3 separate regions of the Homo sapiens genome follow, and all the other regions are linked to region 1. A link is a loop called in an ENCODE intact Hi-C map of the cell type or tissue named here. Cell type or tissue: Calu3. All regions are shown on one strand. Each heading gives the region's core, and the rest is flanking DNA. Links, peaks and the distances in the headings are about the cores only.

Region 1 (6,300 bases), core at 582-5,581:
TTTCCCCATCTGTAAAACAATGAAGATTATCAATGTAACTACATCCTACATGCAGTAGGCAGCAGACTACAAGGGTGTCTCGAGACCAGCAGAGGCAACATAGTCTTGCTCTGTCACCCAGGCTGGAGTGCAGTGGTGCGATTATAGCTCACTGCAGCCTTGAACTTCTGGGGTTCCAGCGATCCTCCTGCCTTAGCCTCCCAAGTAGCTGGGACTACGGGCACATGCTATCACGCCTCACTAACTTTTTAACTTTTTTGTAGAGATGGGGTCTCGCTATGTTACCCAGGCTGGTCTTAAACTCCTTGCCTCAAGCATTCCTCTTGCCTCTACCTCCCCAAGCAGTGGGACTACAGGCGTGAGCCACTGTGCCTGGCTAATTTTTAAATTTGTGGCAGAGACAGGTGTCGCACGACGTTGCCCAGGCTGAGTCTATATTTTCATACGGTCATTATTCCCCATGTTCAACTTAGAGGCAAAGTCTTATTATTATGGTTGTAGTTGAGAAAACCTGGGCTCAGCAATATAACAAGGTTCATCTGAGGTCAGCCAGTTTATAGCACACCTGGGTTGGGGCTGGACCCCACCCACCTCCCTCCCCTGCCCCGCCCACCAACTTTTCTGTTGGGTACAAGGTGCTGCCTACATAATGCAAAATATCCACAGTAAATTACAGCGAGGTGAGGCTGGAGCTGTAGTCTGCATGACAAAGCAGTCTTTAACACACAAACACACACTGCAGTAATCACCACATACAGTATTCCCCTGTGAGAGTTAGTTGGCTTTCAGGTTGAAAATAAGCTGATTCTTTGAAACAAGAAACATGTCAGATTACTTTGCCAAAAAGAGATTCAGATACTTTTTTTTTGAGACAATGTCTTGCTCTGTTGCCCAGGCTGAGTGCAGTAATGCAATCATGGCTCACTGCAGCCTCGACCTCCTGGGCTCAAGTGATCCTCCTGCCTCAGCCTCCTGAGTAGCTGGGACCACAGACATGCACCACCACACCTGGCTAATTTTTTATTTTTTGAAGAGATAGAGCCTCACTATGTTGCCCAGGCTGACCTCAAACTCTTGGGCTCAAGCAATGCTCCCGTCTTAGCCTCCCAAAGTGCTGAGATTACTGGCATTACAGGCGTGAGCCATAGCACCCGGCCTCAGACACACAGGACGAAATCTCCAAACTGCTTCTCTATAAAGGACAGAGGGTGACTCAAGAACGTGAGCTCGGCTGGGTGTGGTGGCTCACACCTCTAATCTCAGCACTTTGGGAGGCCAAGGCGGGTGGGTCACTTGAGGTCAGGGTTCGAGACCAGCCTGGCCAACATGGTAAAACCCCATCTCTACTAAAAATAAGAAAATTAGCCAGGCATGGTGGCAGGTGCCTGTAATCCCAGCTACTCGGGAGGCTGAGGCAGGAGAATCACTTGAACCTGGGGGGCGGAGGTTGCAGTGAGCCGACATCGCGCCATTGCACTCCAGCCTGGGTGACAGAGTGAAACTGCGTCTCAGAAAAGAAAAAAAAAGAACGTGAGTTCAAGGAACCTGACCCTCACGCCGTCTTGTTTCCACCTTGGGTGTTTATTTCCTTGTTTATTTGTGTTTCTTTTCTCCTTCCCCAGAAAGCTGACTTCATGAGACCGAGGATCTCATTCATTGATCGATGCTACATATTCAGCATGTTGGATAATGAGGTTGGTGAGATTAATGAAATCCCGTCCACCAGGGCCGACCCACAAAGAGACTTTTTATGAAGAACATGCTCCTGAACTCCGCTCCAGAACCAGCTTTTGAAAAGAAAAATCTGAAAAAATTTGACCTCAGTTAAACTAGTCCAAATCCCTGAGCATAACCAAATCTTTCCTCATTCACTCTTCCCTTGGACCATGTTTAGTTCAGTTGCTGATGACAATATTTGTTTTAGTAAGGTTGTCACTCTACCTTGGGTGAAGATTTGGGTTCTGTGGACTGATGTTTTTATTTTATTTTATTTCTTCATTTTATTTATTTATTTTAATTTACTTTATTTTATTTTATTTATGTTATTTTATTTTTTTTAGTTGAGACAGGGTCTCACTCTGTTACCCAGGCTGGAGTGCAATGATGTGATCGTAGCTCAATGCAGCCTCAAACTCCTGGGATCAAGTGATCCTCCTGCCTCAGCCTCCCGAGTAGCTGGAACCACAGATGCATGCCGCCACGCCCAACTATTTTTTTTTTTTTTTTTTTTTTGGTAGAGACAGGGTCTCGCTATGTTGCCTAGGCTGGTCTCTAACTCCTGGGCTCAAGCCTACCTCAGACTCCCAAAATGCTGGGATTACAGGTGTGAGCCATTAGGCCTTGCCAAGATGTCTTGATTTAAAACAAAGCCCTCTTCTGTGTTTGACACAGGGCCTTTCCACTCATGCTTGTGCCCTCTGCCACGGTGCTGTGGTTCTCACCCTGGGATTTTTATTCCCTCTGATGTGCCTTCCTCTGGTGACATCTATAGGCAGCTGCGTAATTCATGCCCACAAAGAAGGACAAACCGAGGAGGCTGGAGAAGTCAGGGTTCCTCTGGAAATAAATATTCTGTATTCTGTTGCATGCACACATATATGCACTTTTTTTTTTTTGAGATGGAGTTTTGCTCTTGTTGCCCAGGCTGGAGCACAATGGCATCATCTCGGCTCACTGTAACCTCCTCCTCCTGGGTTCAAGTGATTCTCCTGCTTCAGCCTCCTGAGTAGCTGGGATTACAGGTGCTTACCACTACGCCCGGCTAATTTTTGTATTTTTAGTAGAGATGGGGTTTTGCCATGTTGGCCAGGCTGGTCTCAAACTCCTGACCTCAGGTGATCTGCCCACCTCGGCCTCCCAAAGTGCTGGGATAACAGGTGTGAGCCACCACACCCAGCCCACTGCTCCCTTTTGACCAATAATTTGGGAATGTCATTTTAAAAAAGCTTTAATTCTTTATATAGCCTTTAACTCACCCTTCCAGGAACTTAAAATGTTTTATTTTTTTCTTGAGACAATGTCTCACTGTGTCACCCAGGCTGGAGTGCAGTGGTGCGAACATGGCTCACTGCAGCCTGGATCTCCTGGGCTCAAGCAATCCTCCCACCTCAACCTCCCACATAGCTGAGACTATAGGCGCACATTGTCATGCTCAGCTACTTTTAGTATTTTTATTTTCTTGTAGAGACGGGGGTCTTGCTGTGTTGCCCGAGCTGGTCTCGAACTCCTGGCCTCAAGCAATCTTCCCACCTCAGCCTCCCAAAATGTTGTAAAAATTGTGGAGATTTCCCCAACTTATGGCCAAGATGGATTAACCCTCTTGCCTTAAATACCTACAAAACCGTACAACACATACGCAAAGGCAGTTTTTAGACACCGGTCAATAGGTGGCACTAAAGACCGTGATCTCTGTTAGGGGAGAAACCAATGAGGCAAAGTGTTTCCAGCTGCTGCGGGAGGAGGGCAGCCGAGCAGAGCCCAGTGGTCTCCCTGAGTGCAGGAGACAGAGCTGAAAGTGTGAGCAGGCCTGGCCAGGTGCAGTGGTTCACGCCTGTAATCCTAGCACCTTGGGAGGCCGAGGTGGGTGGATCATTTGAGGTCAGGAGTTCGAGACCAGCCTGGCCAACGTGGTGAAACCCTGTCTCTACTAAAAATACAAAACATTTAGCTGGGCGTGGTGGTGCATGCTTGTAATCCCAGCTACTCAGGCGGCTGAAGCACGAGAATCACTTGAACCTGGGAGGCGGAGGTTGCAGTGAGCCGAGATCGCGCCCCTGCACTCCAGCCTGGGCCACAAAGTGAGACTCCATCTCAAAAAAAAAAAAAAAAAAAAGTTTGAGCAGGCCAAAGCAGCTGGAATTTGCAGGATGGAATCCCGCAAGAGAGATATGCAAAAAAAACCAAACTCTGCAGCTTTGCAAAGGAAACCTCTTGACTCGGAAGCTGAGGGGGATCAGCTCACGCATGGAGGAAATTATCCGAGCAAGACCAGGGGAAGGAATCACACAATAGAAACAGGCAGAATAATTCCAAAGTCTACAAAAAGCTGGGAACCGTTCGTGTTCCCAGCAGGCAAAGTGAAAAACCTCGTAATACACAGAGCACTGAGTCAAGCATTCAGAGGGGTATTGCTTTCGTGGTGCGGCAGAATTGGCCCTAGACTAAGGGTTCTGCAAGTCTCAAAAGGACCATGCATCTGGGCACGGAGGTTCATGCCGGTGATCCCAGCACTTTGGGAGGCCGAGGAGGGTGGATCACCTGAGGTCAGGGGTTCAAGACCAGCCTGGCCAACATGGTGAAACCCCCGTCTCTACTAAAAATACAAAAATTATCCAGGCGTGGTTGTGCGCACCTGTAGTCCCAGCTACTCGGGAGGCTGAGGTGGGTGCATCGCTTGAACCCAGGAGGCAGAGGTTGCAGTGAGTCGAGATTGTGTCACTGCAGTCCAGCCTGGGTGACAGACCGAGACTCCCTCTCAAAAAAAAAAAAAAAAAAAAAGGATTATGCCATTTCCAAGTCACTTAACCATGTCCCAGAATAAAGCTCAAGAATATATTTTTTAAACAAGAATATTCAGCACCCAACCAGGTAAAATTCACAATACCTGGTGTCCAGTAAAAAATCACCAGGCATGGCAGGAAGTGTTGGCTCACACTTATAATCACAGCACTTTGGGAGGCTGAGGCAGGAGAATTGCTTGAGGCCAGCAGTTCAAGACCAGACTGGGCAACATAGCAAGACCTCATCTCTACAAAAGTAAAACTAAAAAATTAGCCAGGTGCGGTGGTGCACACCTGTAGGCCCCACCAGATGAGAGGCTGAGGTGGGAGGATCGCTGAAGCCCAGGAGGTTGAGGCTGCAGTGAGCTATGGTGGTGCCGCTGCACTCCAGCCTGGGCAACACAGCAAGATCCCGTCTCTAAAAAGTAATAATCACCAGGTATGCCAAGAAGCAAGGATTATACCCCAGGAAGAGGAGAAAAACCAATGAAATGAAATGACAAAGATAGAATTAATAAAGAGATTAAAATAGCTACTACAACTATTTGATGTGTTCAAGAAGGTAAATGAAAATATGAGCATGTTAAGGGTAAGTATGATGGCTCACACCTGTAATCCCAGCACTTTGGGAAGCTGAGGCGGGTGAATCATGAGGTCAGGAGTTTGAGACCAGCCTGACCAACACGGTGAAACCCCGTCTCTACTAAAAATACAAAAATTAGCTGGGCGGGGTGGCACTTGCCTGTAATCCCAGCTACTCAGGAGGCTGAGGTAGGAGAATCGCTTGAACCCGGGGGGCGGAGGTTGCTGTGAGCCAAGATCGTGCCATTGCACTCCAGCCTGGGCAACAAGAGAGAAACTACATCTCAAAAGAGAGAAAAAAAAAAGAAAACTCGCTAGGCATGGTGGCTCACACCTGTAATCTCAGCACTTCCTGAGTCTGAGGCAGGTGGATCACTTGAGGTGAGCAAGGTGTCAGAGCCCCAGCACCAAGAAGTGGTCGATTGGAGGGTTGGTAAAAAGAATTTGCTGACATCAGGCTGGGCATGGTGGCTCACATCTGTAATCCCAGCACTTGGAGAGGCCAAGGTGGGTGGATCACTTGAGGTCAGCAGTTCAAGACCAGCCTGGCCAACGATAGCCAGGAGAAATGTAGCGATGGTGTAACCCCATCACTACTAAAAATACAAAAATTAGCTGGGCATGGTGGTATGGGCCTGTAATCCCACCTACTCGGGTGGCTGAGGCACGAGAATTGCTTGAACCTAGAAGGTGGAGGTTGCAGTAAGCTAGGATGGCACCACTGCACTCCAGCCTGGGGCACAGAGAGAGACTCTCTGTCTCTCAAAAAATAAATAAATAAAATAAAAATAAGAAAACTGATGTTCTGAGAGATTAAGTGAATTTCCCAAGGGCAGACAGCTAGAAAAGCCCAAGATAGGATGGGATATCCTGTCTCCTGAGCTTCTTTCTATACATTCAAGGTCATATCTAGATAAGAACATGAGGGTTTTTTTAAATTATTATTTTTTGGAGACAGGTTCTCTCTCTGTCACCCAGGCTGGAGTGCAGTGGCACAATTGTATCTCACTACAGTCATGAATTCCTTGGCTCAAGCAATCCTCCCACCTCGGCCTCCCAAGTAGCTGGAACTGCAGGCATGCGCTACCATGCCTAGCTAACTTTTTACATTTTTGTAGACATGGGGTCTCACTCTGCTGCTCAGGCTGGTCTCAAACTCCTGGCCTGCAGCAATCCTCCTGCCTCGGCCTCCCAAAGTACTGGGATTCCAATCGTGAGC
Region 2 (5,649 bases), core at 1-5,000, 910 kb after region 1:
ATTGAAGACAGAAAGTCCGGAGAGAAAACTGCTTGTGGAAATGCATTTTATTTTAATCACACTGAGTTTGAATGGGGCAGCCTACCCTACATGATGCATTGAAAATTTACCTAATAGTGTCAGTGCAGTTCCTTTAATCGTCTAAGTCAGTGGCTCTCAACATCTGCTGTATATTACATTCACCTGTGAAACTGGTAAAAAAAAAAAATAATAAAATACTGTTTCTTAGGCCTCATTCTAAACTGCTTGAATGAGGCCTCAATTCAAACCTCCAAGGGTGGGCTGAGACATTGATATTGCTTAGAAGCTCCAGGCAAAGTGATTCTAATGTGCAGCCAGGATTCAGAACCAGTGATCTAAATTCCCATCTTGGAGACATTTGAGTTCTGGGAAAGTACACAAGATATTACGGCACTGTGTTAAAAACTAATTATTAAATGTTCAGCCTTTTCTGTACTAAAGAGTCCTTGCAACAATGGGGGAAAATATTGTTATATAGTTAAGAATATTTTAAACCGTAAAAGTGAAACTTCTCTCTGAGGAGGAGAATGTAAAGTGAAAACAGTAAAAACATAACTTTGAGTTATATCCACATTTATAAAGTAGGGGGAGGTGATTATAATGTCATGATCTGAAGAGCACAGCCCAGAATCTTTCCACATGCCATATCCGCAATACCACATGTTTCTCCAGGAAAATGATTTAACTTTTCCAGATAACTAATGAACATTTGGAATACAGCTTACTTATACAATCATCTCTTGATATATATGGGGAATTGGTTCCAGTGCTTCTCCTCTGCTCCCCAGGTACCAAAATCTGCAGATGCTCAAGTATATGATAAAAAATGGCATAGTTATTTGCAAATAACCTATACACATCCTCCCGTATATCTTAAATAATCTCTAGATTACTTATAATACCTAATACAATATAAATAGTTGTTATACTATATTGTTTAGGGAATAATGACAAAGAAAAGTCTGTATATGTCAGTACAGGTGCAATTGTTTTTCTGAACATTTTTGATCCTGAGTTGGTTAAATCTGTGATGCAGAACGCATGGATATGAAGGGCTGACTGTACAATGTTGGCACTCTTAATAAAGATCCATAAAATCTCCATTATCTATATCTTCTTCCTTCCTACTCTCCTTCAACCCAAACTTTCCACCAGAACTCTTGATTATATCCCAACTCTTCTGAGGAGTGTCTTCATAACCCCTTGTTCTTTCTCTCACAGGCATTTTCAATTATTTTCTTCATGATATTATTTCATTGAGCTCACAAACACTCACGAGAATACTTCAGGTTAAAAGAAAATCTCTCTATTCTGCCTCCCCTTTAAGCGACCATCCTGTTACTCTGCTTTTTTTCATTGACTTGAAAATATACATTCCTATTCCCACTTTCTCCATCTCCATACCCATTCCTCATTTAATCCCCTGCCTCCTCTTTTTTTTGAGACTGAGTCTGGCTTTGTCACCCAGGCTGGAGTGCAGTTGTGTGATATTGGCTCACTGCAACCTCCACCTCCCCAGGTTCAAGCGATTCTCCTGCCTCAGCCTCCCAAGTAGCTGGGATTGCAGGCTAATTTTTGTATTTTTAGTAGAGATGGGGTTTCACCATATTGGCCAGGCTGGTCCAGAACTCCTGACCTCAAGTGATCCACCCGCCTCAGCCTCCCAGTGTTGGGATTACAGGCCTTGAGCCACCACGCCCAGCCCATTTGACCCCTTTTAACCTGGTGTTGGCCTCACTATTCTTCTGAAATCTCTTTCTTCAAAGTCACTAGTCATTTGCTTCTGTTCACACTCCTACCCCCTCCTGACTTCCTAGAAGTCTTTGCATCTTTGCCTTCCACACATTTGTGCTGCCCAGGCGATCCCACCTTCAGGACCCCACTCCCTCTGTCTTCTTAACTGGCTGTAGTTCTTCCAGCCCACAAATGTGAACAAGTGCGAAGGCTCAATCCAAACATGACTCCCTGTCAGCGCTCTTGTCCCGGCCAGCTGTCCCCAGCAATTACTGATGCTCTGCTGCCCCCGCCTGGCCAAGCCCATTCTAACCACTTCAAAGGCCTCACTGGACCCTTATCTGGAAAACCGCCAGCATAGCTTCTCAAAAAGCTGTTCCAAGCCTCATACACACACCTCTGACCTCTCCACAGTTAAGAGTCTTGCTCTCTATATAACCACAGGATAAGTCCAAACTGGGTGTCCTGTCATCCTTTCAGAGTCTCTGTTCCAAGCTAAACTCATCAGTTTTCTCCAAAGACTTTTCTCTCTCCACGCATCTGTGACATCTTTCCTTCTTTTGATACATGTCATTGTCGAGGAATCCTTGTTTTGACGCTACTTTTGTAAATCAGTTGCTTTTTCTCCTTGCCATTGCCCCACCTGCCTAGACTCTGTATCTCTCAGTTGAAGGATTGCAACAGTCTTCTAATTGCATTTCCTTTCTTTAGTTTTTTTTCTACCTCCAATTAATAGGACATAACATATTCAAATTGATCTTTTTAAAACATGGCTTCACTCAGGTGTCTCCCACAGCCCACCATCTTCCAAAGCTTTCCCACTGTCCTCAGAGTACAACCTGTGCCCCCAGGATATAAAGTCACATTGTAATCAAAGGCAACTGGCAGCCACACTATTACTAACTCACTTTTTCATAGCACTGTACTTTCATAGTACATAGCACTCTTAAAATTGAAGGAAAACAATCTAAATAATTCAGACAAAGATATCAACTTCATAAGGCCATTGTCATTTAACCTACAGAAAGCAAAAGTCAGTAAATATATAAACAAATGCAAAAAAATTGACAAGGGACATTATCTCCCTTCTCTCTGTCCTCCTCAAATTAGAATGAATTTACAGTATCTATTCTGTTTTGTTGTTGTTGTTTATTTCAGCAGTTTTGGGGGAACAAATGGTGTTTGGTTGCACAGAAAAGTTCTTTAGTGGTGATTTCTGAGATTTGGCGCACCCATCACCCGAGCAGTGTACACTGTACGCAATGTGTAGTCTTTTATCCCTCACCCTCCTCCCACCCCTCCGCTCAAGTACCCAAAGTCCATTATATCATTCTTATGCCTTTGCATCCTCATAGCTTAGCTCTCACTTATAAGTAAGAACATATGATGTTTGGTTTTCCATTCCTGAGTTACTTCACTTAGATAATGATCACCAACTCCATCCAAGTTGCTGCGAATGCCTTTATTTTGTTCCTTTTTATGGCTGAGTAGTATTCCATGGAATACTATATATTCCATGGAATACTATATATGTTATGTCCTATTAATTGGAGGTAGAAAAAAAACTAAAGAAAGGAAATGCAATTAGAAGACTGTTGCAATCCTTTAACTGAGAGATACAGAGTCTAAGCAGGTGGGGCAATGGCAAGGAGAAAAAGCAACTGATTTACAAAAGAAGTGTCAAAACAAGGATTCCTTGACAATGACATATATCAAGAGAAAGAAATATGTCACAGATACATGGAGAGAGAAAAGTCTTTGGAGAAAACTGATGTCATTTATATATATATATAACATATATATATAAAACATATATATATAAAACATATATATATAAAACATATATATATAACATATATATGTAATATAATACCATGGTGTGTGTGTGTGTGTGTGTGTGTGTGTATGTATATATATATATACACACCACAGTTTCTTTATCCACTCATTGATTGAAGGGCATTTGGGCTGGTTCTATATTTTTGCAATTGCAGATTGCGCTGCTATAAACATGCATGAGCAAGTGTCTTTTTTGGATGATGACTTCTGTTCCTCTGGGTAGATACTCAGTAGTAGGATTGCTGGATCAAGTGGTAGTTCTACTTTTAGTTCTTTAAGGACTCTCCATACTGTTTTCCATAGGGGTTGTACTAGTTCACAGTCCCAACAGCAATGTAAAAGTGCTCCTTTTTACTACATCCATGCCAACATCTATGGCCATTCTTGCAGAAGTAAGGTGGTTTTGCACTGCAGTTTCGATTTGCGTTTCCCTGATCGTTAGTGATGTTGAGCATTTTTTCATGTTTGTTGGCCATTTGTATATCTTCTTTTGAGAATTGTCTATTCATGTCCTTTGCCCACTTTTTGATGGGGTTATTTGTTTTTTTCTTGCTGATTTTTTTGAATTCCTTGTAGATTCTGGATATGAGTCTTTTATCAGATACATAGCTGGCAAAGATACTCTTCCACTCTGTGGGCTGTCTGTTTGCTGATTATTTCTTTTACTGTGCAGAAGCCTTTTAGTTTAATTAGGTACCATCTATTTGTTTTTGTTGCATTTGCTTTTGGTCATGAAGTCTTCGCCTAAGTCAATATCTAGAATTGTTTTTCTGAGGTTATCTTTTAGAATTTTTATGGTTTCAGGTCTTAGATTTAAGTCTTTGATCCATTTTGAGCTGATTTTTGTATAAGGTGAGAGATGAGGATCCAGCTTCCTTCTTCTACATGTGGCTTGCCAATTACCCCAACACCATTTGTTGAATACAGTGTCTTTTCCCCACTTTATGTTTTTGTTTGCTTTGTTAAAGGGCAGTTGTCGGCCGGGTGTGGTGGCTCATGCCTGTAATCCCAGCTTTGGGAGGCCGAGGTGGGCAGATCACGAGGTCAGGAGATCGAGACCATCCCAGCTAACACAGTGAAACCCCGTCTCTATTAAAAATACAAAAAATTAGCTAGGTGTGGTGGCGGGCGCTTGTAGTCCCAGTTACTCGGGAGGCTGAGGCAGGAGAATGGCATGAATCTGGGAGGCGGAGCTTGCAGTGAGCCGAGATCGCACCACTGCACTCCAGCCTTGGCGACAGAGCAAGACCCTGTCTTAAAAAAAAAAAAAATGTCAGTTGTCTATAAGTATTTGGCTTTGTTTCTGGGTTCTGTAGTCTGTTCCATTGGTCTATGTGCCTATTTTTATACCAGTACCTTGCTTTTTTGGTAACTATAGCCTTGTAGTATAGTTTGAAGTTGGGTAATGTGATGCCTCCAGATTTGTTCTTGCTTAGTCTTGCTTTGGCTATGCAGGCTCTTTTTTGGTTCCATATGAATTTTAGGAATGTTTTTTCTAGTTCGATGAGAAATGATGATGGTATTTTGATGGGAATTGCATTGAATTTGTAGATTGCTTTTGGCAGTATGACCATTTTCACAATATTGATTCTACCCATCTATGAGCATGGGATGTGTTTCTATTTGTGCCATCTATGATTTCTTTCAGCAGTGTTTTATAGTTTTCCTTTCAGAGATCTTTTATCTCCCTGGTTAGGCATATTCCTAAATATTTCCTTTTTTTTTGCACCTGTTGTAAAAGGGGTTGAGTTCTTGATTTGATTCTCAGCTTGGTCATTGTTGGTGTATAGCAGTGCTGCTGATTTGTGTACATTGATTTTGTATCCTGAAACTTTACTGACTTCGTTTATCAAATCTAGGAGCTTTTTGGATGAGTTTTTAGGGTTTTCTAGGTATACAAACATATAATTGGTGAACAGTGTCAGTTTGAGTTCCTCTTTACTGATTTGGATGCTTTTTGTTTCTTTCTCTTGTCTTATTGCTCTGACTAGGACTTCCAGTACTATGTTGAATAGCAGTGGTAAAGGTGGGCATCCTTGTCTTGTTCCAGTTCTC
Region 3 (5,649 bases), core at 1-5,000, 170 kb after region 1:
AGCAAAGGGCTTAGTCGACAGCCAACAGCAGCCACCAACTGCCAGCTGTGTCAGGGAGTGAGGCTCCAGATGGTTCCAGCTGCTAATCTTTGAGTATTCTACCTGGAGCCCATGCATGGGAAGGAGAGATGAGCCATCCCTGTTGTGTGCTCTGTCCAAGTTCTTCATTCACAAATCTGTGAGCATAATAAAAAAGCTTGTTTGACACCATTAAGTTTTGTGGTTTCTTACACAGGCATAGTAACTGAAACAGATGAACACTGTTACCCCCATTTTACACATATTAAATACGTTGCTCAGTCATTTGGCTAATTAGTAAGTGGTGGAACCTCAAATTAGCTAGGTAGGTTGACTGCAGAGCCTTTGAGTTGTTCTTTTCTAAATATTGTCTTGCAATGTCAGCCTGAAACTATATCCTGGGTCTCTGGTGTGAGTTGGGAGACTAAGGGAAAGGGCTTTTATTGGGAGCAAGAACAGGGATTGCAGGGAATCTCCCAGGGATGGCAGTGAGGCTAACTGTTTTCTGTAATGGCATGAGCTAGGTGATACTGAAAAAACAATTCCAAAATTTCAGTGCATTGTCACAAAAGGTTTTTTTTTTTTTTTCTCAAACTATGTGTCCACCTTAGCCCATGGGGGGCTCTGCACATTGTTGAGGGGGTTATAAGCACTCTGGAACCGAGGCTGATGGAGGGACGACCTTGACATAATTCCACCATCAGCAAGGCAGGGGATGGAGAAAGTGGTGAATTATTTACTGAAACTTAAAGCTTCCACTCTGAAGTGACACATCACTTTTGTTCACATTACATGTAAGTCACGTGGCCACACCTAACTTCAAAGGAGCATGTACCAGAAAGGAAAATAAAATATCTGGAGAATAGCACTAGTGACTCCCCAAATCTGCTCTTCGGTAACAAAATACTGAATTCACTCTCCTATGCAAGAAATATATTCACCCCCTTTGGAAGGTTACAACTGTGGAATTCCATTGTGCAAGGATTCCAAGCCCAGAGTTTAGGATCTCTGGGTGATGTACTTATGTGGAAATCTATTTCAGGGCTGGAGACGGCACTTCATGAACTAAGAAAAAAGTGATCTGCTCCCCATCTGTCCACTGCATAATTCAGCAGGAATAGAATAACTGCGGCAACAACAAAACATATTCAAAAAGAATAAAACAGAAGAAATATAGCAAGCCCTACTTAGGAGCAATTTTGACATCCTGTGGTCAGTCACTTGAGGGCCTCCAACTCCAGCAGAAAATTACCCTTCAGGGCTCATCAGCCGCCAAGTCATCAATGTGTTGGCAGAAGGAGGCAGATTGAAAGAACTGGGAGAATCAGTATCTGAGCACAGGTGAGAAAGGGAACAGTTTGTAGGGAAAGGGTTGATTTCGAGCAATAAAGCCAATTTGGCTCATACCATTATAATTGTGGTTATACAGAGTAAGTGTTAACATTAATTGGTTACCCTTCCTGAGTGCCAAGGACTGCTCTAAAAGGTATAATCAGTCTTCACAACAGTTTGTGAAGTTTGTTCCTTTGAGCTCATCCATGTTTTGTGGATAAGGAAAGCAACATACAGAGGTGTTACATTGCGTGCCTGAGGTCACATAGCTAACACCTAATAGAAGTGGGATATTGGATCCCAGGTTTCAGGGTTTTAGAGACCTTATGCTTAACCCCTACTCTGTGTTACTTTTCAAAGGGATAGACTATAGAATATAATTACATACATGGAAAAATTATAATTCCATATTTTTTCTCTACTTCTGTCTTGTTAATGGGAGTATATGGCCTATTTTATGGGTAGCTCATAAGTTATTTAGGATATCTATAAATTTAAGCATAAGATACTATTTTAATTTTTAAAATTTGCCATGAGCATGTATATGTATGCATCAGTGGAGTAATTTAGATCTTCTGTGACTTAGATGTGATTTTGATCTTTGTGAGTTTTTACCTGATTTCAGGACCTACCTAGTCAATAAATTGATACTGATAAATTAATTCATAGTCCTCTTTGCAACTTGGTGAATTTTTAATAATACTAAGAAAGCCATACCTAGAAATTGCCAGTATATTTTACAAATTGCTTGTGGCAGTATAAAATATTTATTTACTATCTGAGGGCTACAATATAAAACAAAACCACAGGGTGGCAGCAACAACACATATTTTTCTCTGGAGGCAATTTTATGCCTTTTCTGAAAGGTAGTGGTGTGGGGAAACTTTTATGCTAAATTGAAGAGATGACATCTTTATTTCATAAAATCACCCACGCACCGAAGCTCTATAATTTGCTATAAGTAATTAGTGAGCAGTTTTAATAATTAGCTATAAGTAATTAGTGAGCAGTTTTAACTTGTAGACATCATATGACTGTTGTACAGGCCACTATGAACTTGTATATGTATTGTTTTTGTGAACCTTTTATCTCCCTCTTCTTTGATCCACTAGCCTAAACATACCTGCACGATGTGTATTCTTACATAAGTGAGATCCTTTATAATCTGGAAGGTAAGAAAAGATGTGAACAACCTCAAATCTGCTATTTGCTTTTTGAATGTAGCAAAAATCTACATAAACTCATTTTCATAATTACCCACTCTACTAAACCCTGGCTTGTCTCAGTTTATGCAAATGTAGCTAAAAGACAAAATGTGTATTGAGCACTTAGTTTACACATAATACCAGCTAATGTGTACTGATGACTTACTGTGCACCTAACACTGGTGTACAACCATACTCAGTCTCTATGACAATTCTGGGAGGCACCCACTGTTGGTACCATCCCCATTTTATGGCTGAAGAAACAATGTATAAGCAGCCCAAACACTGAACAAGAAGATGGTCAATTTGTGGCCAACAGACTCGTCTGTCAATTATAATGGATACCACAGAAAAGAGCTCCATATTACAAGGCAATTTGCATATGTAGACAGATGATTCATAGAACTTGGTGAGCCCCCATTACGATGACCTTCTTTCTATGTAAGAAGTGCCTTTAGTTCCTACCAGCAAAGCTGTATCCTCTATCTATTAACTTTATGCTTCACAGAATTGAACTCACAGGTAGTGGATTTAGTGGAAATGTTGGAAGTTATGGAGCAGCAGGTTTGAAAGTGGAGGGGCAGGTAAGAACCCAGCATGTCTGTTGGTCCATTTCAGGGAGTGAGAAGAAAACACAGTGAAAAAGAATGATTTAGGCCGGGCGCGGTGGCTCACGCCTGCAATCCCAGCACTTTGGGAGGCTGAGGCGGGCGGATCAACTGAGGCTGGGAGTTGGCGACCAGCCTGACCAACATGGAGAAACCCCATCTCTACTAAAAATACAAAATTAGCCGGACCTGGTGGTGCATGCCTATAATCCCAGCTACTCGGGAGGCTGAGGCAGGAGAATCACTTGAACCCAGGAGGCGGAGGTTGTGGTGAGCCAAGATCGCGCCACTGCACTCCAGCCTGGACAACAAGAGTGAAACTCCATCTCAAAAAAAAAAAAAAAAAAAGAATGATTCATTATTGCATAAAGTGGCTGGGTTTCTGGGGCTCTGTACCAACTGACCAGATCAAATTCAATGAACTGCTAGCTTGGGAGCTTTGCTAAACACACTGAAGGCAACCTTATAGCAATCCTATTACATTATTCTGTGACCAAGGATAATGTAAGACATTATCTGTTTTATTTGGCACAGGAGTTATATAGGTTGTATGCTCCCAAATGACCACACGGTGGGGTAGGATGATCCTCAACTGACTGTTCAACAAACGGGAATTTTTCTATTGGTTTTAACATCTGAATCTTGTGCATCTGTTAATTTGTAGTTTAGCTCTTTTTGTGGTCATAGATTAAAACCAAAACCCCAGCTAATGACCTTGTACACATCTTTGTCATATTGTGCCATGTGATACGTAATGTCACAGACCTTGGATTGCATTGCAAAGCCACCTTTCTTCCATCTTCCTGACATTGAAATACACTATTTCCCGTGCTCCACCCTGACTCTGATTCACTTTGGCTAGTGGTGGGGGAGGTCGTCTCCCTAGCAGAAATAGTGAATACAGGAGAAAGCAAGGGTTGGGAAGGGCCACTGGGAAAGGGGGGGAAATGTGAGTTCTTCTTTGGGCAGTAATATGGTTTAGATGTTTGTCCCCTCCAAAATTATGTTGAAATGTGACCTCCAATGTTGGAGGTGGGCCTAGTGGGATGTATTTGGGTCATGGGGTCAGATCTCTTACGAATGAATGGCTTAGTGCCATCCCCTTGTTGATGAGTGAGTTCTTGCTCAGTTAGTTCACATGAGATCTGGTTGTTTAAAAGAATCTAGACTCTCCCCCCACCCCTGCCCCCACTCTTTGCTCCCTCTCTGGCCATGTGACCTGCCTGCTTTTCCTTTGTCTTCTGCTGTGAGCAAAAGTTCCCTGAGGTCTCCCCAGAAGCCTAGCAGATGCTGGTGCCATGCTTGTACAGCCTGCAGAACTGTCAGCCAAATAAACCTCTTTTCTTTATCAGTTACCTAGTGTCAGGTATTCCTTTGTAGCAATGCGAAAGTGAGAGGTGACAATGTGCTAGCAGCTTTCGCTCGCTCTCAGCCTCCGCATCCACTCTGGCCGCGCTTGAGGCGCCCTTCAGCCTGCTGCTGCACTGTGGGAGCCCCTCTCTGGGCTGGGCAAAGCAGGGGCCGGCTCCCTCTGCTTGCTGGTTGGTGTGGAGGGAGAGGCGCCAGCGGGAACCAGGGCTGCACATGGTGCTCACAGGCCAGCGCGAGTTCCAGGTGGGTGCAGGCTCGGTGGGCCCGCACTCTGAGCAGCCGGCTGGCGCCGCTGGCCCCGGGCAGTGAAGGGCTTAGCACCCGGGCCAGCAGCTGCGGAGGGTGCACTGGGTCCCCCAGCACTGCCTGCCCGCCTGCGCTGTGCTCGAATTCTCGCTGGGCCTCAGCCACCTCCCTGCGGGGCAGGGCTCTGGACCTGCAGCCCGCCATGCCCGAGGGCCCCCCCGCCACCACGGATGGCCAAGCCTCCCCTAGAGGGGAGCCGCCCCCTACTCCCCAGCGCCTGGTCCCATCGACTGCCCAAGGGCTGAGGAGTGTGGGCACGTGGCACAGGACTGGTGGGCAGCTCCACCCAAAGCCCCCCACACCTGATCCACTAGGTGAAGCCAGCTGGGCTCCTGAGTTGGGTGGGGACTGGGAGAACTTTCATGTCTAGCTGGAAGATTGTATATGCACCAGTCAGCACTCTGTGTCTAGCTCCGGGTTTGTGGATGCACCAGTCAGCACTCTGTATCTAGCTAATCTGGTCGGGACTTGGAGAACTTTTATGTCTAGCTAGAGGATTGTAAATGCACCAATCAGCACTCTGTGTCTAGCTCACGGTTTGTAAACACACCAATCAGTGCTCTGTGTCTAGCTAATTTAGTGGGGACTTGGAGAACTTTTGTGTCTAGCTACAGGATTGTAAATGCACCAATCAGCACTCTGTGTCTAGCTCAAGGTTTGTAAATGCACCAATCAGCACCCTGTCAAAACGGACCAATCAGCTCTCTGTAAAATGGGCCAATGAGCTCTCTGTAAAATGGGCCAATCAGCAGGATGTGGGTGGGGTCAGATAAGGGAATAAAAGCAGGCTGCTAGGCTCTCTTTCCATG

What was found. Peaks named below come from ENCODE experiments on the same cell type or tissue, not always from the same donor. Only the 100,000 strongest peaks of a DNase experiment are listed, where the experiment ranks them.
Region 2: it touches region 1 in a loop (7-fold over the local background); 8 of 110 quality-filtered maps call a loop at or near these places.
Region 3: it touches region 1 in a loop (8-fold over the local background); 12 of 110 quality-filtered maps call a loop at or near these places.

Annotation. Positions count from the first base shown.
Region 1 is chr7:98,010,733-98,017,032 of GRCh38, reverse strand. No RefSeq gene overlaps it. Among named protein-coding and RNA genes, the nearest start is that of OCM2, 24 kb to the right of the region's middle. In Calu3, for the core only: no CTCF peak of the experiment used is centred there; a DNase peak (open chromatin) is centred at 3,432.
Region 2 is chr7:97,101,226-97,106,874 of GRCh38, reverse strand. No RefSeq gene overlaps it. Among named protein-coding and RNA genes, the nearest start is that of SDHAF3, 14 kb to the left of the region's middle. In Calu3, for the core only: a CTCF peak has its summit at 2,069 (motif pointing left); a DNase peak (open chromatin) is centred at 2,044.
Region 3 is chr7:97,842,314-97,847,962 of GRCh38, reverse strand. No RefSeq gene overlaps it. Among named protein-coding and RNA genes, the nearest start is that of ASNS, 27 kb to the left of the region's middle. RefSeq lists a silencer at 1,222-1,402. In Calu3, for the core only: a CTCF peak has its summit at 2,233; no DNase peak of the experiment used is centred there.